3 separate regions of the Homo sapiens genome follow, and all the other regions are linked to region 3. A link is a contact called in ENCODE Hi-C or POLR2A ChIA-PET data. All regions are on one chromosome and are shown on one strand. The core of a region is the stretch at or near the end of the contact, and the rest is flanking DNA. Distances in the headings are between cores, read along the strand shown. Region 1 has its middle 170 kb from the start of ADGRG6. Region 2 overlaps HIVEP2 (HIVEP zinc finger 2). Region 3 has its middle 250 kb from the start of HIVEP2.

Evidence for each region. A loop is a pair of places that touch in the nucleus more often than their neighbours do. ChIA-PET counts read pairs that join two places held with the same protein, here RNA polymerase II (POLR2A). Pooled maps may share reads with other maps.
Region 1: a map of endothelial cell of umbilical vein shows a loop between it and region 3 (2.7-fold over the local background). The contact joins two enhancer-like sites. A Hi-C loop is called at or near these places in 35 of 168 maps with a recorded cell type or tissue (A673, CD4-positive, alpha-beta T cell, CD4-positive, alpha-beta memory T cell and 24 more), 21 of 37 single-sample maps with no recorded cell type and 34 of 50 pooled maps.
Region 2: a loop to region 3 is called in a map of endothelial cell of umbilical vein, with 6 times the contacts of the local background. The contact joins two enhancer-like sites. A Hi-C loop is called at or near these places in 3 of 168 maps with a recorded cell type or tissue (Calu3, endothelial cell of umbilical vein and head of caudate nucleus) and 8 of 50 pooled maps. POLR2A ChIA-PET finds 5 or more read pairs at or near these places in 3 of 52 experiments (activated CD4-positive, alpha-beta T cell and activated naive CD4-positive, alpha-beta T cell).

What each region holds. Positions count from the first base shown.
Region 1 is chr6:142,473,311-142,476,980 of GRCh38, reverse strand. No RefSeq gene overlaps it. Among named protein-coding and RNA genes, the nearest start is that of ADGRG6, 170 kb to the right of the region's middle. Within about 2 kb of position 2,345, at least 3 of the 41 ENCODE cell types and tissues checked have a DNase peak (open chromatin) inside an H3K27ac peak, as active enhancers do; they include endothelial cell of umbilical vein, where a contact is called at or near this core.
Region 2 is chr6:142,866,787-142,870,583 of GRCh38, reverse strand. The region is part of intron 1 of HIVEP2 (HIVEP zinc finger 2); the gene reads left to right. Among named protein-coding and RNA genes, the nearest start is that of HIVEP2, 76 kb to the left of the region's middle. Within about 2 kb of position 2,488, at least 5 of the 41 ENCODE cell types and tissues checked have a DNase peak (open chromatin) inside an H3K27ac peak, as active enhancers do; they include endothelial cell of umbilical vein, where a contact is called at or near this core.
Region 3 is chr6:142,691,407-142,695,195 of GRCh38, reverse strand. No RefSeq gene overlaps it. Among named protein-coding and RNA genes, the nearest start is that of HIVEP2, 250 kb to the left of the region's middle. Within about 2 kb of position 2,120, at least 2 of the 41 ENCODE cell types and tissues checked have a DNase peak (open chromatin) inside an H3K27ac peak, as active enhancers do; they include endothelial cell of umbilical vein, where a contact is called at or near this core.

The DNA of each region.
Region 1 (3,670 bases), core at 1,096-3,595, 220 kb after region 3:
GCCACTGTGACACCAGAACAGTCATGGTTAATACGTAAATGAATAAGCATGGCTGTTTTCCAATAAAACTTTATATATAAAAACAACATGGTGGGCCAGTTTGGCCTACAGGTCAAACATTTCCAACCCCTATGCTAAAGAATAAGGTTTACTTTATTGTTGATACTTTAGACAGGGTGGTCAGAGAAGACCTGTCTGATGAGAAATATTTTAGCTGAGACTTTAGGAAATGACAGTGTGTTCTGGGAAAGGGAAAAAAGTACACACAAGAGTTCTAAAGACTGGAAAAGTTTTGGGCTATTCCAGGAACTGTCAGAAGGCCAGTGCAGCTGGAATATGGTCATCGAGTGCCAAATAAAGTCAGAGAGTGGACAAGGAAGATCATGCAGTGGCTGTAGGTCAGTGTGAGGAATGTGAATTTTCTTGGAAGTGCAAGAGAGAGTCATTGAAAGGTTTAAAAGTGCAGCGATGAGATCTGACATATCTTTTAAAGGTCATTCAGTCTGTTGTGTGGAGGATGGATTGAAAGGTGGAGGACCGATGAGGAACCCAGCCTGGAGATATTTGCAGGAATCCTGTGAAAGAAAACAGAAACTTTTACTTGGTGTTCATACACTGCTATTATTTGCCCTATGAGGTCTTCTCATTCCTAGGAAGTAATGTTATTAACCAAAATTAAAATTTAGAAACCAAAGTAACTTGTCAAAAGTGTTGGAGCTCTGTTGCAAACCCAGGAAGACTAATTCTAAGGCCCATCTTAGACACCCTCCCATAGTCCTTTGACCTTAAGTTGCCCTTCCCATCACTGCTGATGGCCATGTGGTTGAACGGTTTTCCAGAGCTCTTTGGCCCAATACACCATGGTGCAGCATAAGCCATACCACCTCTGGCTTTTGGCACTTACTACAGCCAAAAGTCTGTTGCCTAAATGCAGGGGAGCCACAGCGTTCTCCACAGGCAACCTTCTCATTTCTGAGAGCATGTGCCAGAGGATGTTCACAGCGGAAACCTGGCTGAGTGTGTTTAAGGGCCCTGTAAAGCATGAAGATAATGTCATTATTCAGAGGCATCGTGTTGAAAAATATTGAAAATGCTTTAAAAGTCAGTTTCTCTTTGTTCTTAACAATTGACTATTCCAGTTTGTCATCATCTTCAGGATTTAGTTTTTTTTTGGTTGTTGTTGCTTTTGTTTTTTACCAAACAGTAATCACTTTTGAGGGTATTGCTATCTCACAATTAATTCAATGAACTTGAGGGATAATGAATATTCAGAGCTGAAAGGTGTTTACAAGATCACCCAGTCTGATAGTTTACAAACTGTGCTCTGAGGAAACCTAAGATTCTAGGGGAGAAAGGAGGAAACTCAAGAGGAAAACGTCTCTTTCAACTCTAGCATTTTCCTTTATTATTTTAGGTTTTGAACTTCTGAATAAGAGTCTTAAAAAGAAAAAAAGGAAAAAACATTCCCTTGGTAAAAATGCTTGAACTTACCTAGTCCAATGCCTTACTTTTTACATAAAAGTAATTAAATAATTTGCTTAAGATCCCACAAAGGGGTCAGTGATGGGGCAAGGACTGGCATTCTTAATCCCTGAATTTGTGATTTCGAGAATCAGTGTGGTACCACGGATAGAGAAAATATTGGTCAACAGACTTGGAGCTAATCATTACCAGTGTGTTTGGGCAAGTCACTTTGCCTTTTTAAAGTATCTTCATTTATAAGAGAATTTTGTTGTATTTTGTTTTCCTTCCTTCCTTTTGCTATAATATTTTCTCTCAGAAATGTGACTTTCAATGAATGAGGAGCAGTGAGATGAAATTTTAAAAGACAAGACTGGGACAATTCTCTCTTCTTAATTGTGCTTGCAAGTTTAGTTTAGCACCCTCCATTAGAGCAGCTTTTGTCTCTTTTATTAACTAATGCAACCCAGAAGACCCTTGCACTTAGTAGCAGATCCGTTAATATTTGTTTAGTAGCTAGGTCTACCAAGCTCCAAAAAATTGAATAAGCCATTTTGTTCTAAGGGATGCGCCACTGTTATTAATGCTGTACTGCCATCTTCTGGTCACATGAATAATTACAGTTGCATCCGTGAAAATGAAATCCTTCAGGAACTTGTTCCTTTTTTGTTTTTATATTGCAGTAATAGCATTTAGAGAAAAAAAATTGTGGGAATATCTTATTGTTGTTATAAGCAAATTTTAAAGGTGATCTTTTTAGAGTAGGAAACGTTTACATTTTCTGTGCAAAATGACAAAAGAAATATGTACCCTCACCTGAGAAAGCCAAGCAAGCCAGGGAGAAGAAAGGCTGGAAGCTAAGGAACAGAGGCACCGGGAGGTAAAAGGAACCAAACCCCGGCGCTGGGCGCCGCCCTGCGGACACTCCGGTCCTCAGCTAGAGGGAAGGGGAGACGGCTGGGCCTATGGCGAGGTGGAAATCCTTCCTCAGAGAACTTATGAACTGTGAGCTTGTGAGAGTCCAGAAACCCTGGGAAAATGCCAGGTCCACTAGCTATAGGCCTGGTTCTTCAAAAGCAAGATTTCCCTCACCATATTTTAAAATAAACCCTTGTGGGCCTTTTTTTTTTTCTTAGAAGCCAAGATACGTTGCTACAAAGTGAGATTTTCCTCTGGGCTACAATTGTGTCCTATAAAATATGGATTGTTCTAGAGAAACTCTAAGGCAATAACTTCGAAAACCATTACATCTGATAAGCATTTCTGCTTTCCTGTTCAAAAAGTGTCCTCCCAGCTGGGCGTAGTGGCTCACGCTTGTAATCCCAGCACTTTGGGAGGCCGAGGCGGGAGGATCACGAGGTCAAGAGATCGAGACCATCCTGGCCAACGTGGTGAAACCCCGTCTCTACTAAAAATACAAAAATTAGCCGGGCGTGGTGGCGCACACCTGTAGTCCCAGCTACTCGGGAGGCTGAGAGACAGGAGAATCGCTTGAACCCGGGAGGCAGAGTTTGCAGTGAGCCGAGATTGCACCACTGCACTCCAGCCTGGCGACAAAATGAGACTCCGTCTCAAAAAAAAAAAAAAAGTGTCCTCCCAACACCCCCCATCTAAGATAAAGTACCTGTGAAGAGGAGACCTTATATAACCCATCAGCAGATGTGATTAAAGACTTTAAGATGGGGGATCATCCTAGATGTGATTTAGGAGAGACCCATGTAATCGCAAGGATCCTTAGAAGAAGGGGCAGGCAGACCAAAATCAGAGACCTGCAATGTGACACTTGCAATGGAAATAGACTGGAATGATGTGGTCACCAGTCAAGGAATCTTGGCCACAGCTTCCAGGAGCTGGAAGTGGCCAAGGATGGATTCACACCTGGAGCCTCTAGAAGGACCAGCCATGTGGATGTCTTTATTTTAGACCTATGAGACTTCTTTCAAACTTCCGACTTTCAGAACTTTAGGAGAATAAATTTGTGCTGTTCTAAGTCGTCAGTTTTGTGGTAATTTGTTATGGTGGCAATAGAAAATGAATTGAGTCTTTAATCAATAAGGGTTGTTTTAACATAATCACCATGCTATTATCACACATCACAAAATTAATAATGCCTTAATACCATCAAATATCATATCCAAAGCTCCTTGATATTATGGTTCTAATCACCTTGTATTGTCATTACCTGCTTTCACCACTAGACCATGACATT
Region 2 (3,797 bases), core at 1,239-3,738, 180 kb before region 3:
GCATCTCTCAGACTGTTGTGGATTCTATCTGATGGGATTTGGTTCAGTTTGATGACCTGTCTCTTGAGAGTAAATAAAAGGGGGCAGGAGGATGCTCATGGGACGTCAGAGAAAGAAGAAGGAGAGGCCCTATTGTACATTCCGCAAAAAACAAATTCATGCGCTTTATGGGGCCTGGCAGTTTATAAAGTTCTTTCATGTACATTGATTTCATTTAATCCTCCCAACAACACCTGTTTTACAGATATGTATACTGAGCCTCAGAGACACTCAAGGACTGGCTCACAGGCATGTGGTCAGTGAGAGTGCGGTGAGGAAGCAGACCTCCTGGATTCTGGACATATTTCTTCATTCCAACCCATGGGTCCTTCTCTGCTGTATAAAAATGTTCAAGTCAATAATAACCTTTGGTGCTGAACCCCAAAGGATTGGCAGGGTGTGGGCTGCTGCAGACCCAGGTGGGTCTTGGTGGGGATCCAGGACCTTCTGTCTGTGATATGTAGAACATGAATGCGCAGCCCTTCAGTGGTCACGGCTGCCAGATGGTTTTAAGAGTCCCCTGTCTCTTTGTGGCCTCTGAGTGAGGCTTGCATTTCAATCTCTGTGAAGGGCCACTTTGGATCAGTGTTCTGTGGGAGAAATTAAGGGTCAGTCTTCTCTTTTTGCTAAGAAGGAAGGTAATGAACACCTATCTAATGGTTGAACATGTGTGTGTTTTACAAGATTAATAGTATTAATACCCTTTCAACCCAAGCCTTTTTGGGTCACTGTGTTAATAAAATGAAGTTGGAGAGTAGAGTAAAATAATTAATGTATATATAACGTAACTCTTAGTTTGATTTAACTGGTTAATCTGTGATTCAGTATACATTTTTAATACATTTTAAATTTTAAAAGTGGCGATACACTTTTACATTTATTTCTTTGGGTTCTGAGATTATAAATAGCTTTAAAAGTTGGAGTGCCCTATTTGTCATGCTAAAAATCAAGTGAGTTAAGACGTGGGAAAGTGATCAGAGAAAATTCAGTATAGTACTTCAGAATTTTTAAAATACTGAAAACAAATTTTAAAATTAGTTATTTCACACACATTAATGTGTAAAGACTGCATTGATTTGGGTATTACATTTGAACACATTATTTTTATGAAATAATTTTTTTATTCTGAGTCAGAAATTTGTACATAGTTGATACTATATATATTTATCAAATGAATTTGTTTTTATGGAATAAAATTTTGATTAGCTATAATATACTTTTTTTTGGCTACATGCACTTCATTTTTCAGGGAAGAGGTAGGTAGCTAGAAGAAAGCATGACATACTATCAGTAATTTATTTTTTAAAGCAACATCTAGGCCAGGATTTCTCAACCTTGGCATTGTTGACATTTGGTTCCAGATAATTCTTTGTTGTGGAGGGGCTGTCATGTGCAATGTAGAATGTTTAGCAGCATTCCTGGCCAGCTACCCAATAGATACCAGTAGTTTTCCTTCTCCCCAGTTGTGACAATAAAAAATGTCTCCAGACATTGCCAAATATCCCCTAGGGGGCAAAATCACCCTTGGCCGAGAACCACTGATCTAGGATTTTCAACATTATATTTAAATCTTCTACCTAACCTAAATCTACATTATTCTACAAATTTGAATCGATGTTCAGACTTACACTAAAAAGGAGAAAATGCTATACTTACAGAGGCAATACTTATCAATTATGAAAAATAAGATTTTTCAACAACATGGGTTAGGATAAGTGTTTTCTGATTAACCCTTATTTACCATAATATAATCCAATTAACCAGAATTTCACACATTTGAAATAATGTTTTATCCCCTTATTTTCTTTCAAAATAGATATATCCCCTGATTCTGAATTAATTTATAATAATGATCTGGATAGGGCTTTTTAAAAACTTTCAAAGATGGAAGTAGTATTGTAGTTTGCCCTATATTGAATTAGATCATTCTGGGTATTCCTCATGCACATACTGAAAAGTTTAATTGCCTTTATAGTTGGGTGTGTGTCTTGATGAATAAGGATTTGTGCAACATGAGCTGAAGAGTTAGATTTCAGAAGTCCACTTATCAACTCTTTCATGGACATTTTAGCATAAGGAGACAAATAGACATACTTGGTTATTAATTATTATAGGGATATAGACATTTCACTTGGCCCGAGATTTAAGTGATTGCTCTTTAAAATGTGTTTTGCTCATGATAGAATGTATTTTTGTTCTTGTGAACCATGCACTGAAGCTTTAGCCAATCAGAGGAAGGAATTTACTGTACGGTAAAAGGAAGTATTTGTTCCGTTATTGTAGTATGTGGCCTCTTGCCATTTTTGATAAAGGATTGAAGTGTTGTGCACCCAAAGTCTGCTACCCTCTTGACCCTTCATCAATCATCAGCTGGACTGTGAGGTTAAGTGAACTGTAGCCCGGTAGGATAACTATTGTTTAAGCATTGTGTAACTCCTGAAAGCGGAAATTACTGACACAGCTGACTTGCAATGTGATCTTTCTAGTTTTAAGATTATATGCATAATTTTCCTTTCTGTTTCTAATCTATGCCAGATTAGAGGTATAAAATGACAGTATATAGGACTTGAAGTCATGTTATTCAATGGATGACCGTGAGACTGTTGGAAATTTATTTTTATTTGCAAGAATAGGAACCTGTGCAAAAATAAATGACCTATTCTAGCACAACGTTTCAAGAAATTCATATGGGATCCTATTGGAATTGTTATTGCCTTAAAACCACTAGGATAGCAACCAAGTCTTGCATGCGAATCCACCTTTATTAATGCGTTAGTTACTGAAAGCATATATTTGTCCACATGTTTTCTAAGTAACTGGCAGCATACACAAATTCTTTTAGCACATATCCTGTTTTTTTGATTGGCTCAGGAAAACTTTATAAGAGCCATGTCCAACATTCACAGCTTTATGTCATCTCGTCTCTGTATTTATGTCACTTTCTTAAACAAGTAGAGTAATATATCAGCTGCAGCTGTTGCTGACCAAAGCTGTCACTGAAGTGGGTGGAGGAAGAGTCAGAGATAATGTGTTCAGATTCTGTGTACCAAAAGCATATCTGTTGCAATCAATCTGTAACGATAACAACTGGCTTGTAGAAGGCACTTCAAGCCAGATACTTTTTTATCTTTGACCAAATGTATAGTAGATTAGATGCCATGATGATAAATACCACTGATAGTTAATACAATCTGGTTGAGTATATATATGATTGCCTGGCTTGTATAATAAGAAAGACCACTGATGTGTAGTCTTCACCAGGTTTGGCCACAGCCTTCCTGTAAAGTTATTAACACAAAACTTGATACTTAATAGCATGCAAAGAAAAAAAAAGACTATGAAATACCTAATAGCAAAAGAGTAAAATCCTTGTTTTCTGATATAGACAGTGATGCTTCCTAATAAGTGTATTTGGATTAAAAGAAATATTCACACTAACACACACGTCCAATTATTTATTACAAGAATTCTACCACCATACTTACCCAGAGCAGGTTGGAAATACTGGAGTCAGTACCTCTCTACCTAAGATTTCTTATAACCCTCTGGATCCTTACCCTTTGTCAACTTCTCCTGTTCACCAGTTTACCACAGGGAGGACTGAAAATTCCCACTGGAAGATTATAGCTTAATTTTTATTTTCTTTTTCGCTTTTTATAAAGATAGTTAATGGCAAAGGGAAATTGTATTTTAGCAGTTAGAAAGGGGTAAGTAGCCACATTGGCCTGAGGCTCATTGCACTTTCACCCCATTAGAGT
Region 3 (3,789 bases), core at 871-3,370:
TACTCTAAACACACTTCCCTGGCTCTCTTCCTCCTGTTTCCCTGGACGGCTTCCCAGGCCTGGAATGGTCTACCCTCTCCTCCCGGCCATACAAATACATGTAGATTGGACAGTAGATGTATTTTCTTGTCTGCAAATGGAATGGTTTCTATCTGATGTCCTATGTTAAGGAACAGAAATTATCACAGTGGAAAAAAAAAAGCCTATTGGTGGGGCACAGCACCTCCAGCCACTTGGCTTTGGTGAGCCTGATACAGTATCTGGCCCCTGCTAATATTTGTATTTATGTAATGAAAGATTTACCCAATTAAAATAGATCTGAACTACAAAGGAAATGCTGCACTAAAATGTGTTCTTGGCTCATACAAGGAGAAAGATTCTCCTTCACGGAGGAAGACTTGAAGGGTATCCAGCCCTAGGGAAGTGAACTAGGTCATGCCAGTGTTCTCCCAGGCATAAAGGGTAGGCTCGATTTTGTGATAAATACACAGTATATGATGATTCACCTGACTTACTTCTCTATTTGATATCAGTAAATGATAACAATGAAAGTGCTTGTGTTGGGGGGAAAGTGCAATGAATGCACGGCCGCTTCACCATCTGATGAAAGTATAACCAGGGAGATGCCTCAGACGCTAAGGGCTCTTGGTGAGGGGCCCAACAGGAAGAGAGAAGTGCTACTTTCAGACAGAACGGGACCGAGCATTTCAGGATCCACAGAGCCGTGTCATAAAATATTTCACACGATATGTATGACAAGAAGCCTGAAGAAGCTATGAATTTCCAGATTGATGTGAAAGAAATCCACTCTGTACCTTGTGCCACACAAACATTTAAGTCAATCATTATTGAGCATCAACTGGGTGTATTCTAGCCCCGGGTTTTATCTTTTTTTTTTAACCTTCCTTGTGGTTGCTTTGTCATATTCTTTTTCTTTTATAAGAAGCACTGTTTGGTAATAGCCACAAGAATTGTGGGGGTGGGGAGACCATTTTTACTAAGAGATAGGGTTGTATCCTGCATAGGCAACATAAGGAATGGTAGCAATTTTTTTAAGAGGCTACACATGTGGAAAGGCCTCCCATTGCTTTATCCTCTCCACTGGATCTCTCCTGTATTCCTTCTGCCTTCCTGTTATTCCTTGCCAAAAGAAATGTTTTTCTGTCATTCTTTGAAGCCATTTTAATTTTGTTCTGGAGTGGGCTCCAATTTGTTTAAGTGTGGGATTGCACGTTGATACAAATAATTACAACTGTTAAAGTTTGAAATAGAGCCCTATTAGGGAAAAACTACAGTTAAAATAAAAGCTTTCATCAGGACAAAAGCTTTTAGGAGGTGGAAGACCCATATGACACTGAAAATTTCATAGTAATTGCCAAAATGCATTTACGAGTTGCTTGTTGCCAACACTTGGTGGGCACTGTGCATAACAGTGATAAACCTCATGGATTTAGCAAGTTAGCGCCACTAGACACTCTCTAAAACACAGCCACAGCGCCAGTATTGGGTTCCAGTGGACAAAGAAAAAGCCTTCTCAAGGGAATGAAACATTCATTTTTCTAATTATTCCCCAGGCCAAAGGTTGAGTGAGTAACTTCCCAGGAAATCCACAAGCCTCAGCTCTGGACTCTTCATCCTCACGCCACTCACTCAGCTACTCTCTGTTTGCAGTAAAAGAACAGAATGGAGCAAGAGTTTTTTAAAATTAGATTATAAAAGACCAAGCTCTGCTGAAATATTGGAGAGGTGGGGATCTGAAGGGAGGGGTGATGTGTCAAAGACTTTCAAGGCTGTATGACCTGATGGAAGATGAAACACAGGAGAAATGAGAGCAGGGATATTGACCAAGGGCCCTCTGATCTGCCGTTGTATTTAAAGCAATGATTCTCCCTCCTTCCCTGGGACCCCTGGGGGTAGATCATCTGAATGCTTGTCTCTTAGGGAAATGGTATGGGGTGGAAAGCGGCGAACGCAGCAAGGGTTCAGGAAATGCCTGGCTTGTGAGTGGAGGAGAGGATTCTAGCAACTCTTCATGCTTCCAAGTGATGTCATTGGGAAACCAATCCTGGAGAAAGGGGGCCGTCGCTGATAAAAATCACTGTGGAGAAGATGGCCTAGAAGATCCCGAATCTTAGTCCTCATGCGCCCCCTCGTGTAGGATGTGGGGTAGTGCCTTGGTTGCTGGGTGGTGAAAAATCTGTCATTCTCAAGGGACCACCGTTGGAGAAAAAGGGACGTTGAGGGGGAAATGCATGAGAAATAGAATAAAGTTAAGTAATGAGTTAATTTTGCAGTTGTGACAATTGTAGGCTACAAATTAATAGTTGATTTAAAAAAGCAAGTAGCTTTGAAAGCCCAGGACTAAAATGCGAAGAAACTGAGCAGAATCGCCACTGTGTAGACCAGAGCTTCTCAAACTTCAATGTGCATATGAATAATCATCCTGGGAGCTTGTTAAAAATCTAGATTTTTTATTTACTAGTTCTGGACGGGGCCCTCGATTCTGTACCTTTAACAAGCTCCCAAGTGGTGTAGAGGATGCTGGTCCGTGGACCACACTTTGATAACACTTGCAATAGTGTGCAGGACTGACCTGTCCCCTCAGATAAGCCTGTTTGTATTGGAGGGTTCTGAAGTTCAGCTAGAACTTCTATCTCCACCAGATCTCCCAGGATCCCTGCTAGCACACTATACAGTAATTCCTTCATTTATTGGTAGTGCGGTAAATTTGTCAGCTCAAAGATAATTACCTTTTATTTCCTGAACTTAAGTAGCATTTACCAATAGCACTTACTGTTTGTAATGTTGAATTGTTAATTGCTATATATTACCTTGTGATTTCAAGAGTTTATTTTGTTTTTGCAATGAAGTGGTCCTGCATAGTTTAGGGTGTTTAAGAGACAATTACAGAATTAGTTGATTGGCTTCTACTATAAGCTTTGATTTGAAAAAATTACAAATCTTTCTCCTAAGTGTGAATTTTGAATTTGAGGTGGCAGAGGGAGGAAGGGTTAGGTGTCTGAAGAAAGTGAAGAGAGGATGTCTAGGGATAATTTGGACATCTTGTAGCATTCAAGATAAATATATTCAAAGTTTTACCTAAGGCTTTTCTTAGAGTTAGATGTCTTGTTTTGAATTCGACTTAGGTTCACACTTAAAGTTACTCTATGTAAAAATGTTCAGACATCCTGAGCAGACATAGAACAACAACAAATGGATTTGATAACAGAATACAAGATAGAATTAAAGATAAAGTCCTTATGTGCTTTGAAGAAATAAAAGATGAGATTTCAAGTCAAGGAAAATAGATTGTACACCTAGTGACAAGACCTCTTTATTTTCATTTTGAAAGATCACAGAGTGACTACAATATGAAAAGATTGTGTGTAGGCTATCATTTCATGCTTGAGAAACAAATAGATGAAGATCATTTCATGTACCACTGGGCTGGGTGTTTAGAGACAAATGTGTTTCTTACCTGCTAGTGTAGACCAGTGAGCAGCAGGAAAGGATATACATTCCCAGCCATGGGCAATCCTTTATCCGCATGTGTGGCCAAGGATTTTTCATACTGTCTTACATTGGCTGGGAAAGTTGACTTCTGAGTTCCCTGACAAATCTGAGATTCTATGACTTTATTAATCATAACTATTAATAACTACAGGTTATATGTTAATAGTTATAGTGGTTATAATTATTAGTTATAATTATTATTTTGTGCAATAGATTCTCAGAATCTGAAGCACCATAGAGGTTAAAAGAGGTAATAGCCATCTTCCTGTCTATAAC